Regions from separate parts of the Homo sapiens genome. Here region 1 is linked to region 2. Evidence: chromatin loops called from intact Hi-C (ENCODE). Cell type or tissue: endothelial cell of umbilical vein. All regions are shown on one strand. Links, peaks and the distances in the headings refer to the core of each region. The heading gives the core; the rest is flanking DNA.

Region 1 (5,378 bases), core at 225-5,224, 120 kb before region 2:
TATGCGGCTACTTAACAAATGTAGTGGAGGAAGGGGCTGTGTTTGCTTTCATGTGTGTTTCTATGGAGGAAACAAAGTAGACAGGACAAAGACTTCAGAAAATGGTTAGTTGGCTTAAAAGTGGCTGGCTCTAATCATGATAAAGACATTTGAAATATGTTTATTGAATGAAATTGATGGATAGTAGATGTCCGATTATCACATGATTTCATCCCTGGAAGAAAAATGCTATAGGTCTCACATTCCTTCCTGAAAATCTGTTTCTTCTCGTATTCTTTCACTTAGCCTTAGATTTGTCTGGGGTCTGTGTATCTGATTCAGACCCAGCAAATAAAATCTTGCCTGTGGTCTTGAAAGTGTATTTTTCCTTTTTAGCATTGCTGGTTGTATTCGTCCGTTTTCATGCTGCTGATAAAGACATACCCGAGACTGGGTAATTTATAAAGAAAAAGAGGTTTAATGGACTCACAGTTCCATGTGGCTGGGGAGGCCCCACAATCACGGTGGGAGGTGAAATGCACATCTTACATCGCAGCAGATGAGAGAGAATGAGAACAAAGCCAAAGGGGTTTCCTCTTATCAAACCATCAGATCTCGTGAGACTTACTCACTACCATGAGAACAGTATGGGGGAAACCACCCCTATGATTCAGTGATCTCCCACCAGGTCCCTCTAACAACATGTGGGAATTACGGGAACTATAATTAAAAATGAGATTTGGGTGGGGACACAGCCAAACCATATCATAGAGAAACTCCAGGCCTCTAAGAGAGGCTGTTGATGTAAATATAGGGACTGCAGTGGCTCACGCCTGTAATCTCAGCACTTTGGGAGGCCGAGGTGGGTGGATGACCCAAGCTCAGGAGTTCAAGACTAGCCTGGGCAACATGGCGAAACCCTGTCTCTACCAAAAATACAAAAATTAGCTGGGCGTGGTGGCATGCGTCTGTAGTCCCAGCTACTTGGGAGACTGAGGCAGGAGGATCACTTGAGCTCAGGAGGAGGAGGCTGCAGTGAGCCAAGATCGCACCACTGCACTCCAGCCTGGGCAACAGAGCAAGACTCAGTATCAAAAATATATATATATATATATAAATATATATAATATATATAATATATATTATATATACACACACACAGAGAGAGAGAGAGCGAGCGCATGACACTGAGTGATAAACAGTAAAGCCATTCAGAGGAAAGCTGCTGGATAAAATGGAAGCCTGAAAACATTCCCACAGTAAAATCCTACCCTGTGTTTCGTTACCATTAAATATCCTTTCAGAGTTATCTCTAAGAAGCCCACTTGGAGACATCTAGACTTTCTAAAATTTAATAATGTCTCCAATGGAAATAACATTACATGCTAATTAATTGTCATGGGGTAACATTATTCAAATTGGTAACTGTAACTCCCAAAGATTACATTAAGTTTGATCAGTGGGCACAGCTGTTCTCTGAGAAATAAATTCAGAAACTTATTTCTGTCTCTTCTTCTTTTGACCAAAGGAAAAATTAAGTCAGTGACCTTGGTAGGTTTCTTATTTTGAACAATGTGTATGAGATTTTGTGCTGTCATTTCTAAAAGCTTTTTAATTCAGGTTAGCCAAAAATCTCTGGAAGAGGGTAATTTTTTCACTGGAAAATTCGAGTGTCATATTATTTTCAAGGTTACCTTGTATTGAGCTGGGTTTTTTGTTTTTTTTTTTAATGTCTCAGAGCTTCAGTTTCTAAATCTGTAACATGGAAATAATAATGGTACAACATCTTAGTGGTAGTAGAAGAATTACATAGTGTCTGGCATGCAGCAAGTGCTCAATTATTGTAACTCTGTATGTTTGCATAATAACTCCAGGTGTATAGCATTATATACACAAGTTATCTTGGTTTCTCACCTCCTATTTACACCATATTTGGCACATACTAGGCATCAATTATTTTTTTGCCTAAAGTCCCCTATTTTGTGGGATCGAAAAATCAAATCAATTGAACTCATAGACATAGAGAGTAACAGGATGGTTACCAGAGGCTGGGAAGGGTAGTGAGGGTTGGCGGGGAGGTTGGGATTGTTAATGGATACAAAAAAAAATAGAAGGAATGAGACCTACTATTTGATAGCACAATAGGGTGACTATAGTCGATAATAATTTAATTGTATATTTTTAAAATAACTTAAAGAATGTGATTGGATTGTTTGTAACTTAAAGGATAAATGCTTGAGGGGATGGATGCTCCATTCTCCATGATGTGTTTATTTCACATTGCATGCCTGTATCAAAGCATCTCATGTACCCCATAAATATATACACCTACTATGTACCCAGAAAAAAAACATTTAAAATAAAAAAAAATAATAAATTTTAAAAAATGAAGTTCCTTGCTTTGGTTTGTCTTATATGGAAAAAAAATGGTGTCTAGTATTTTTTTTCTCTAGACCACACCAACCTGGTGTTTCAGTAGAATTACAAATATTTTCCAGTAAAATTAAACATGACAATAGCAATTTAATCCCTTTCAAAACTCTCCATTTTATTCAAGAGGATTCTCGTGGTACCCTGTCTTTCTACCTCATTTGTTCATTTATTCATTCCACAAATATTTACAGAATACCAGTCCTGAGCTGTGCACACAGGTAGGTGCTGGGGACATTGTGAACAAGACAAGAAGAGTCCCCTGCCCTCACTCACGCTGGGGTTGCCCCGATGGCATCACTTTTTTTGCTGCTCCACCAAACAGTTCCCAACCCTAGTTTCCCCATTGCTTATGAGCTAGTCCTGGAGGCCAGCCACTTACTTCCATGAGCACACCTGTTCCCTGAGCAGTGGGCCTCCTGGCCTTCCAAGCATTGAGGCCCTCCGCCTCCAGACCCTTGGTGGACTTACAGAAAGGTTGGTGGTTGCACAGCCAGTGCAGAACTGGAACCCTCTCTCCATGAACTGCATTAAAACAAACTGATTATTGCACAAAATCTTGGCAGAAGGATTTGAAAAATGTCCCATGAACAAATACCAAGTCATCTGAGGCTTGTCCACATGATTTACCAGCATTTTTTCACACGACAAAGATGTGAAGGAAAACTGGGGAAATGTGTCAGCCACTATTGGCATGAACCAGAGATATTTACAGGGGAGGGTGAGGGACTATAGTCCAGAGTCTCCTCAGATTCTTAAAACAGCAAGGATTATGCAAAGATAAAAAGCAAAAGTAAACACTAAAACTGTGAATGAAGCAAGAACACAAAGAGGGGAAATCCTTCTATGGAAACAAGCTTTCCTTCAGAGGAGAAAAACAAGACTCTGCTAAAAAAAATCTGTCAGCCTGGAGTAATAGATGGAGGCTGGTGTCTGCACCGTGCCTCCCTAGTCCACGTTTCTCTGCTAAAACACGATGTTTTTAAATGGAAATGAACGTTTGGCAGCTCGAGGATTGACGTAGCTGACGCCGGCTCCATTGTGGAGTGGGAACACAAACAACAAACGTGAAGATGGTTTTGGGAGTGGGTGAGGCAGAGGGCAAGGGGATGCAGGAAAGTGATAAAAAAGCAAGTGAATTCTATGAAGTCTGGTGTGAGGGCAGAAGCAGCTTGATTTGGGAACTGATTCCTCTTGTGTTACCCATCCGTTCATCAAACTAGTATTTCTTGAGCATCTGCTATGTGTCTTACGTGGTGCGGGGCTGTGGGGATGCAGTGGAGGCTGTAGCGGGGGAAGGAACTAACATCCCTTGAGGCCCCACCGTTTGCCAGACAGTGCTCCAGGCTTGCATTGAAATCCTCTGCAACCCTGAGAACTGCGTCCCAGCGCTCCGAGGTGGTGGAAGCTGGACTTAGAGCGAGGTCTTTCTGACTCTAGAGCTCACTGCCTCCTTATTGTTTTGAAATCTTAATCCTGTGGTGATTTGCTTTTATGTTTACTTTTAACCAAGGCTAAAACATTTATTCCTGGTGTGGAATGCCGCTTCTCCTTTCATCTTTGGAATCTGCTTTGGGCCACAGTGTCTTTCTGATCCAGAGAACCATATTCTCAGGCGATAGGACTGATTCTCCCTTCTCTTTCTAGCTCCTATTTTTTTTCCCCTAAGCCTCTGTATGAGTTTCACGTTCAAGCTCTGAATCATCCTTTCTGTTGCCAAATACTCATGCTGAAACCCCCTGCAAGATCTTCTCTGCTCTCTCTCCAAGATAGACACAAATGCTTCCTCTCTCCATACCAAACTTAGTAGAAACCAAAATGAAAGCGAGGAAAGAGACTCAGTGCATTGCTGAAGGCACTCCAGGTCCTTCGCTTTTCTCGTTCTACAGTCAGATTTTATTTGAAAGACAAAAAGACATGTACACAGTAGACCATGGTAAGACGAGGTCCATGGGTTTGATTCAGAGAACTCTAAGCAGAGGCTGCAGAAGAATCATAAATGAGCATGACTGTGCAAACTTTAAGATGACCTACATTATGTCTGTGTCTTTTATTGAGCACCTCCTATGTACCAGGCACTGCAGTGCTAGCTAGAGAATATGTTTGGCAGCAAACACAACAGACAAAAATTTTTTTTTGCTGTCATGGGGCTTATATTCAAATGGGGGGAACAGTCAATAAACCTAACAAGTAAGGTTGGTATGGTAGGTTAGAAAGCGTGAAGTGCTAAGAAGAAAAATAAAGCAGGGAAGAGAGATGGGTAATATGAGGGAGTGTGGTGGTTATTTTGTGTAGGGAGGCCAAAGAAAGCCTCTCTGAAAAGATGGCATTTGAGTGAAGATGTGAAGTGAGGGAATGAACATTCAGATACTCAGAGAGCCTTTCAGGAAACAGCAGATACGAAGGCCTTGAGCAAGGAGGAGGCCCGGTGTGTGTTCTAGGAACAGGGAACACAGGTGGTGGAGTAGTAAGTAGATGGGCTCTGACTATATAGGGTCTTGTAGGATTTTGACTTTTCTCTAAGTGAGACGAGAGCCATTAGGGGGTTTCAAACAGGAATGACCAGATTTGACTTAGTTTTGACAGAGGTTAACGGGGTCAAGAGAGGGATATTTAAGGGTAGGGGAATACCAGCGTGTTTGTATGCTATTGGAAGTGATGCATGGAGAGAGAAATATGACAATGCAGGAAAGAGGGCAGAATTGCTGGTGCAGGGCTCCTAAGTAGGGAAGGGGGCTCGGACTGCGAAAGATGAGGAAAGGGGTTGGCCTCAGGGTCACAGACAGTTCATCCATGGCAGCAGGAGGGAGGCAGAGTATATATGGGCACAGGAGCAGGTGGGAATAGATGTGGTAGAGGGAATGTGTGGAAATTCTCTCCTGATTGCTTCAATTACTTTTCAGAGAAGTAGAAAACAAGATCATGAGCCAAGAGTGAAGATGGAGGAGGAGGAGAGGTGTCGGAAGTTT
Region 2 (5,349 bases), core at 350-5,349:
ATCGGTCTATTTGTACACGTAATTCATTTTATAATCAAAGATTCATGGATTTTCCTAAAAGGTTGGTCTTTTGTCTTGTTCCATCACCTTTTCTGTGTTATGCCTAAAATAGAGGAAACCTTGGACCCAAGTAGTTGAAAAGAACACATGATTTCTAGTACATGCCTGTTATTGCTGAAAGCCAGCACTTTCTAGAATGTAAGATCTGAAGAAGTTTTATCCTTTTCGTTGGTAGCCTAGTATAATAGAAGTTACTATAGTAACAGAGAACCTGTTCTTTGGCCCATAGAGTTATTCAGCAGAAGAAAAGCAAATCAATCTTGGAGCCATTATTCTTGTTTAAAACCTGAAAAGGTGACTATATTTTAATTGAGCAAACACAGATGGGCAAATGAGTTAGAACAGAGAGGGGCACATTGTACTACCTCTAGTTAGATCCTTTTCACCCAGCAGGCCTGAAGGTTTCTCTCTCAAGCCTCACATTCTGTTTTTTTTTTTTGTTTTTTGAGACCGTCTTACTGTGTTGCCTGGGCTGGAGTGTAGTGGCGTGATCTCGGCTCACTGCAACCTCCGCCTCCTGGGTTCAAGTGATTCTCCTGCCTCAACCTCCTGAGTAGCTGGTATTACAGGTGCATGCCACCATGCCCAGCTAATTTTTGTATTTTTTTTTTAGTAAAGAGGGGGTTTCACCATATTGGCCAGGCTGGTCTTGAACTCCTGATCTCAAGTGATCCACCCGCCTCGGCCTCCCAGAATGCTGGGATTACAGGCATGCGCCACTGTACCCATCAAGCCTCACATTCTCTTACTGGCACCTAGCTGTCTCTTTCATATTCAGCCAGTGTGTGGCACGTGCTGCATGCCTGGCGCTGGCTCTGTGCTGGAGAGGACAGCAAATGCAAGATGGGCTAGTTCCTGTCCTCAGGCAGCGTATGTCTTGTGGTTGGGGAGGAGAGCTGAAGGGAGACTTGATCTCATCTCATGGATCAGGAAAGGCTTCCCCAGGGATGTGGCAATCAAGGCGAGACCTAAAAAATGAGTGGGAGATCCACGGGTGAAGAAGGGATGGAGTGGGGGAGGCACATGTCTCAGGCAGAGTGTACTGAATATGCAGAAGCCCTGAGGTGAGTCTGTGCTCCTTTTCAGAACTTAGAATAAAGCTGTGTGTGGTGGCTCGCACTTGTAATTCCAGTCATTCAGGAGGAATGGAGGCAGGAGACCAGAGGTTGAGGTTGAAGTGAGCTCTGACTGTGCCATTGCACCCTAGCCTGGGCAACAGAGTGAGACCCTGTCTCTTAAAAGAAAAAAAGAACTTAGAAAAGGCCAGAGTACTGTGACAGGGCAAGCGGCTGGCATGAAGTCATTAAGTGAGGGAGGAGAGGGAGCTGAACCTGGCCTTGCAAGGCCTCAGAAGGCCATATTAAAGATTGTAAAGGTTTTATGAAAAGGAGTGATACCAAATATGCATCCTTAAAAGACCGCTTGGGTGGCTGTGTGGAAAATGGATTCGTAAGGGTGGGGAACAAAAGAGTGTATAGGGAAATTCGTGTAAGGTTATTGCAGGCAGGAGATCCCGGTGACTTAGATTGGGGTGCTGACCGGGTGGAGAGAGAACCGGACCAATTGAGCTAGAAACTGGATGTTGCCTCCGTGGCTGGGCGACGGGTTGGATGAGAAGGGTATCAGGGTATGCCCGTTAGGCTTCTGGTATGAGGAACTGGGTGGATCATGGTGCTGTACTCTGAGAAGAAGGACACTGGAAGGGAAGAGGGTTGACTGCAGGTGTTGGGTAGCTGCAATACATGAAGCCACATTTGTACGTGTTGCATTTGAGGTGCTTTCAGGAAGCTCTGATGGAGATGTCAAAGAGGCATGGAGATCTGTGAGTCAATCTCAGAAGAAGAACTGGCCTAGAGATACACTTGTAGCCATCTGTGTCTTAGTAATTGAAGACTTGGCATGGACGAGATCCAGGGAGATAGCCTCGGATGGTGTCCTGAGTAACACCGCGTTCAGAGAGCAGGTGAAAGCACAGTTGCCCCACAGTCAGCCCCAGTCCCTTCCCCTCCCTTCTCTCGCCTTCCTCCGCCAATCTCTAACTGATGGACAAAAATCTTTGAGCGGTGGAAATAAGGACTGACCATTGGAGATCCCACACACTCCTTGGCTGAAAGGTGGAGTAGTCACAAAGTGGAACCTCCCTCCTTCTCTGCTTTGTCCCTGATGGCACCAACAGGCACCAATATTTTATATCACTTTATTTCAAAAATAGGTAAAGTCAGGCTGGGCATGGTGGCTCACGCCTGTAATTCCACCACTGTGGGAGGCCATGGCAGGCAGATCACTTGAGGTCAGGAGTTTGAGACCAGCCTGGCCAACATGGTAAAACCCTGTCTCTACTAAAAATACAAAAATTAGCCAAGCGTGGTGGCGTGCACCTGTAATCCCAGCTACTCAGGAGGCTGAGGCAGGAGAATTGCTTAAACCCAGAAGGCAGAGGTTGCAGTGAGCCGAGATCACGCCACTGCACTCCAGCCTGGGTGACAGAGTGAAACTCTGTCTCAAAAAAAAAAAAAAAAAAAAAAGATGAAGTCGGCTGGGCATGGTGGCTCACACCTATAATCCCAGCATTCTGGGAGGCCGAGGTGGGCCGATCACGAGGTCAGGAGATCGAGACCTTCCTTGCCAATATGGCGAAACCCCATCTCTACTAAAAATACAAAAATTAGCCAGACATGGTGGTGCGCACCTGTAGTCCCAGCTACTTGGGGGGCTGAGGCAGGAGAGTTGCTTGAACCCAGGAGGCGGAGGTTGCAGTGAGCTGAGATCGCACCACTGCACTCCAGCCTGGCGACAGAGCAAGACTACATCTCAAAAAAAACAGGTAAAGTCAAAAAACTTAGCCATACTTCCTCATTTATGGTATTTTGTGGTTGTATCCACATGCTCTTCTACTCGTGAACAACAGGAGAAAATGAGCCTGGGATTCTTGTTCCACATCTTTGTCTATCACCATCATCATCGGTTTGGGGATTTGCAGCCGCCTGGGCATTGGGCTTTCTGAGCTGGGGCTTTTGTGTACAGCTGAGCGAGCACTCACGTGTTGCTCACCATCCCAACACCGTTTGACCCTTGCTCTCCCTCTTGCTCACAGGAAGCCTTGGAATCCTGCCAGACTCGCATTTCTAAGCTGGAGCTCCACCAGCAAGAGCAGCAAGCTCTGCAGACAGACACCGTGAATGCTAAAGTTCTCCTGGGGAGGTGCATCAACGTGATCCTGGCCTTCATGACTGTCATCTTAGTGTGTGTGTCCACCATCGCGAAGTTCGTCTCACCCATGATGAAGAGTCGCTGCCACATTCTTGGCACCTTCTTTGCCGTGACTCTTCTTGCTATATTTTGTAAAAACTGGGACCATATCCTGTGTGCCATAGAAAGGATGATAATACCAAGATGAAGCCACTGGTTCCTGCCTTCAAGTTCTTTCAAGTTTTTATTTTAAAGAAAACTCTGTGCATACTACCAAATTTTACAGTGAATGATTGTGCGGACTCGTGTGTAAGAAAAACTAGGACTGTGTGGTGTAAATAACTACAATTCTCTTAACTCCGTAGCAGTTGCCAACTCAGTCCTTGTACTTCGTTAACACGAATCTGTTTCAGAGCTCTCCTACCTTGCTCACTGCCTTAATCAGACCGATTTCCTGCCCACCTGACCAGCCCAGCGTGGTAAACCTCTGTATATTGAGACCTTGGCATAATTGGTGATCCTGAAGAAAGAGGTCTCTCTCCTAAGTCTCTGTCAGAATTGAGCTTCACAATTGCTAATGGTTGTTTTCTGTGAGTCCTATAAAAAGCAAGGATATGCATGATTCAGGGAATGAAGAATCACAGGCTTGGGCAGTGTTAAACACTGTGGCCTATGGTCCCCGTGTGATCCACCCTGCTTCTCTCCAGGGGACCATAGGTCCCGTCATGTACTCAGTGTCCACAGCAGTCAGTCGTGTATGACCCTGTAACGTGGAAATCTTATCACACACCTGTTATCCAACAAGTCTACCTGAGGGGTTTTGTTACACTTTAAATGGGAAGGCATAGGGATTTATGAATGGGGCTTTCACCTTCTCATACCCAGGCAACCAACACCTGATTTTGTCTCAACTGGCTAGCAAATGCCCAGCCTTCAGAGTGTGCAGGAATGTTTTCAAATCCCTCATCAGACTGTGACTTTAACATTAATTTGGAATCCTGTGAGCACTACTCTGAAGGTTTGTGTTTTGGCAAATCTTTTTTCTTTTTTGAGACAGGGCTCTGCTAAATATTGCTCAGGCTGGTTGCAAACTCCTTGCTTCAAGGGATCCTCCCACCTCAGCCTCCCAAGCAGCCGGGACTGCAGGCACAAGCCACCATGCCTGGCTGTTTTTTGGCAAATCTTGATTGTGATAAGCCCCCCTGGAGGATATGATTCACTTTATGTGATTCATCTTATTCACAGGTCTGTGAGGGACTGCAAAGCTTACTCAGGAAATGAAAACAAATGATGGTCATGTTGCAGTTTTTTCCTTGAAGGACAACCGAACCATAGCCTCTAAAGTTCAAGTGCACTGAGGTGTCGGAACGCTGAAAGCATGAGGAAACGAGGACGTAGGGTGTGACTGAATGGTGGCTAGATTAGTGGGAGCAGTTCACCTGGATGAAGATTGAGAGCATCGTCTTTGAGAAGTGAAAGACTAGCAAGAATAAAATAAATTAAGTCCAGTGTTTGAGCCAAGGTTGCCACCTGTCTCTTAACATCTCACTGAACATAAGTCCTGAGGTATTAGGACGACCATACTGCCTCTGAGCTGAAAACATTCAAAAGTTCACATCCCTGTTTGGGGGATACCATTCACCGCCTTCAGCCCAGATGATACTTTCCTTTAAATCTGTGTCTCTGTGTGTATAACAAAGAGGAAGATGGAAACAATGTTCATGGAAACTGCTGTTGAGCCCCTTGTCCCACCACTCCCGCCATCTGCTGCAGGCAGGAAGGCATGTGAGTGTACGTTTTCTTCCAGGAGACATCAGGTCCCCCTGGATTCAAATTAAGTGCAATATTTTGCAAACAGCTCTTCTTAGGGAAATCTCCTGAAGGAAAAAAATGTGACAGAATGTTCCATAGTCTGAGAGAATGGAATCGTTGAGCATTTAGTACAAGTCCAGTGTGTGTGAGCGGGACTTAGGCAGCTCAAGCTTGCTTTTTTTTTTAAGCGTACAATTGAGTGGTTTTAGTAAATTCACAAACTTGTTCAACCATCACCACTATCTAATTCCAGACTCACGCTTTTTTAAACAATAAATGTCATTTCAT

Evidence for each region. Hi-C counts contacts between places; a loop is a spot of excess contacts. Peaks named below come from ENCODE experiments on the same cell type or tissue, not always from the same donor. Only the 100,000 strongest peaks of a DNase experiment are listed, where the experiment ranks them.
Region 1: a loop joins it to region 2, with 5 times the contacts of the local background. A loop is called at or near these places in 1 of 110 quality-filtered maps.

What each region holds. Positions count from the first base shown.
Region 1 is chr12:94,688,212-94,693,589 of GRCh38, reverse strand. No RefSeq gene overlaps it. Among named protein-coding and RNA genes, the nearest start is that of TMCC3, 40 kb to the right of the region's middle. RefSeq lists an enhancer at 4,258-4,497. In endothelial cell of umbilical vein, for the core only: no CTCF peak of the experiment used is centred there; DNase peaks (open chromatin) are centred at 3,239, 3,319 and 4,179; H3K27ac peaks cover 1,561 bases.
Region 2 is chr12:94,569,543-94,574,891 of GRCh38, reverse strand. It overlaps TMCC3 (transmembrane and coiled-coil domain family 3), which reads left to right. Exons shown (of 4, transcript NM_020698.4): 4 at 3,155-5,349. The coding sequence ends at 3,457. MIR7844 (microRNA 7844) reads left to right here and starts at 3,540; the gene lies at 3,540-3,661. In endothelial cell of umbilical vein, for the core only: no CTCF peak of the experiment used is centred there; DNase peaks (open chromatin) are centred at 3,151 and 4,501; H3K27ac peaks cover 2,466 bases.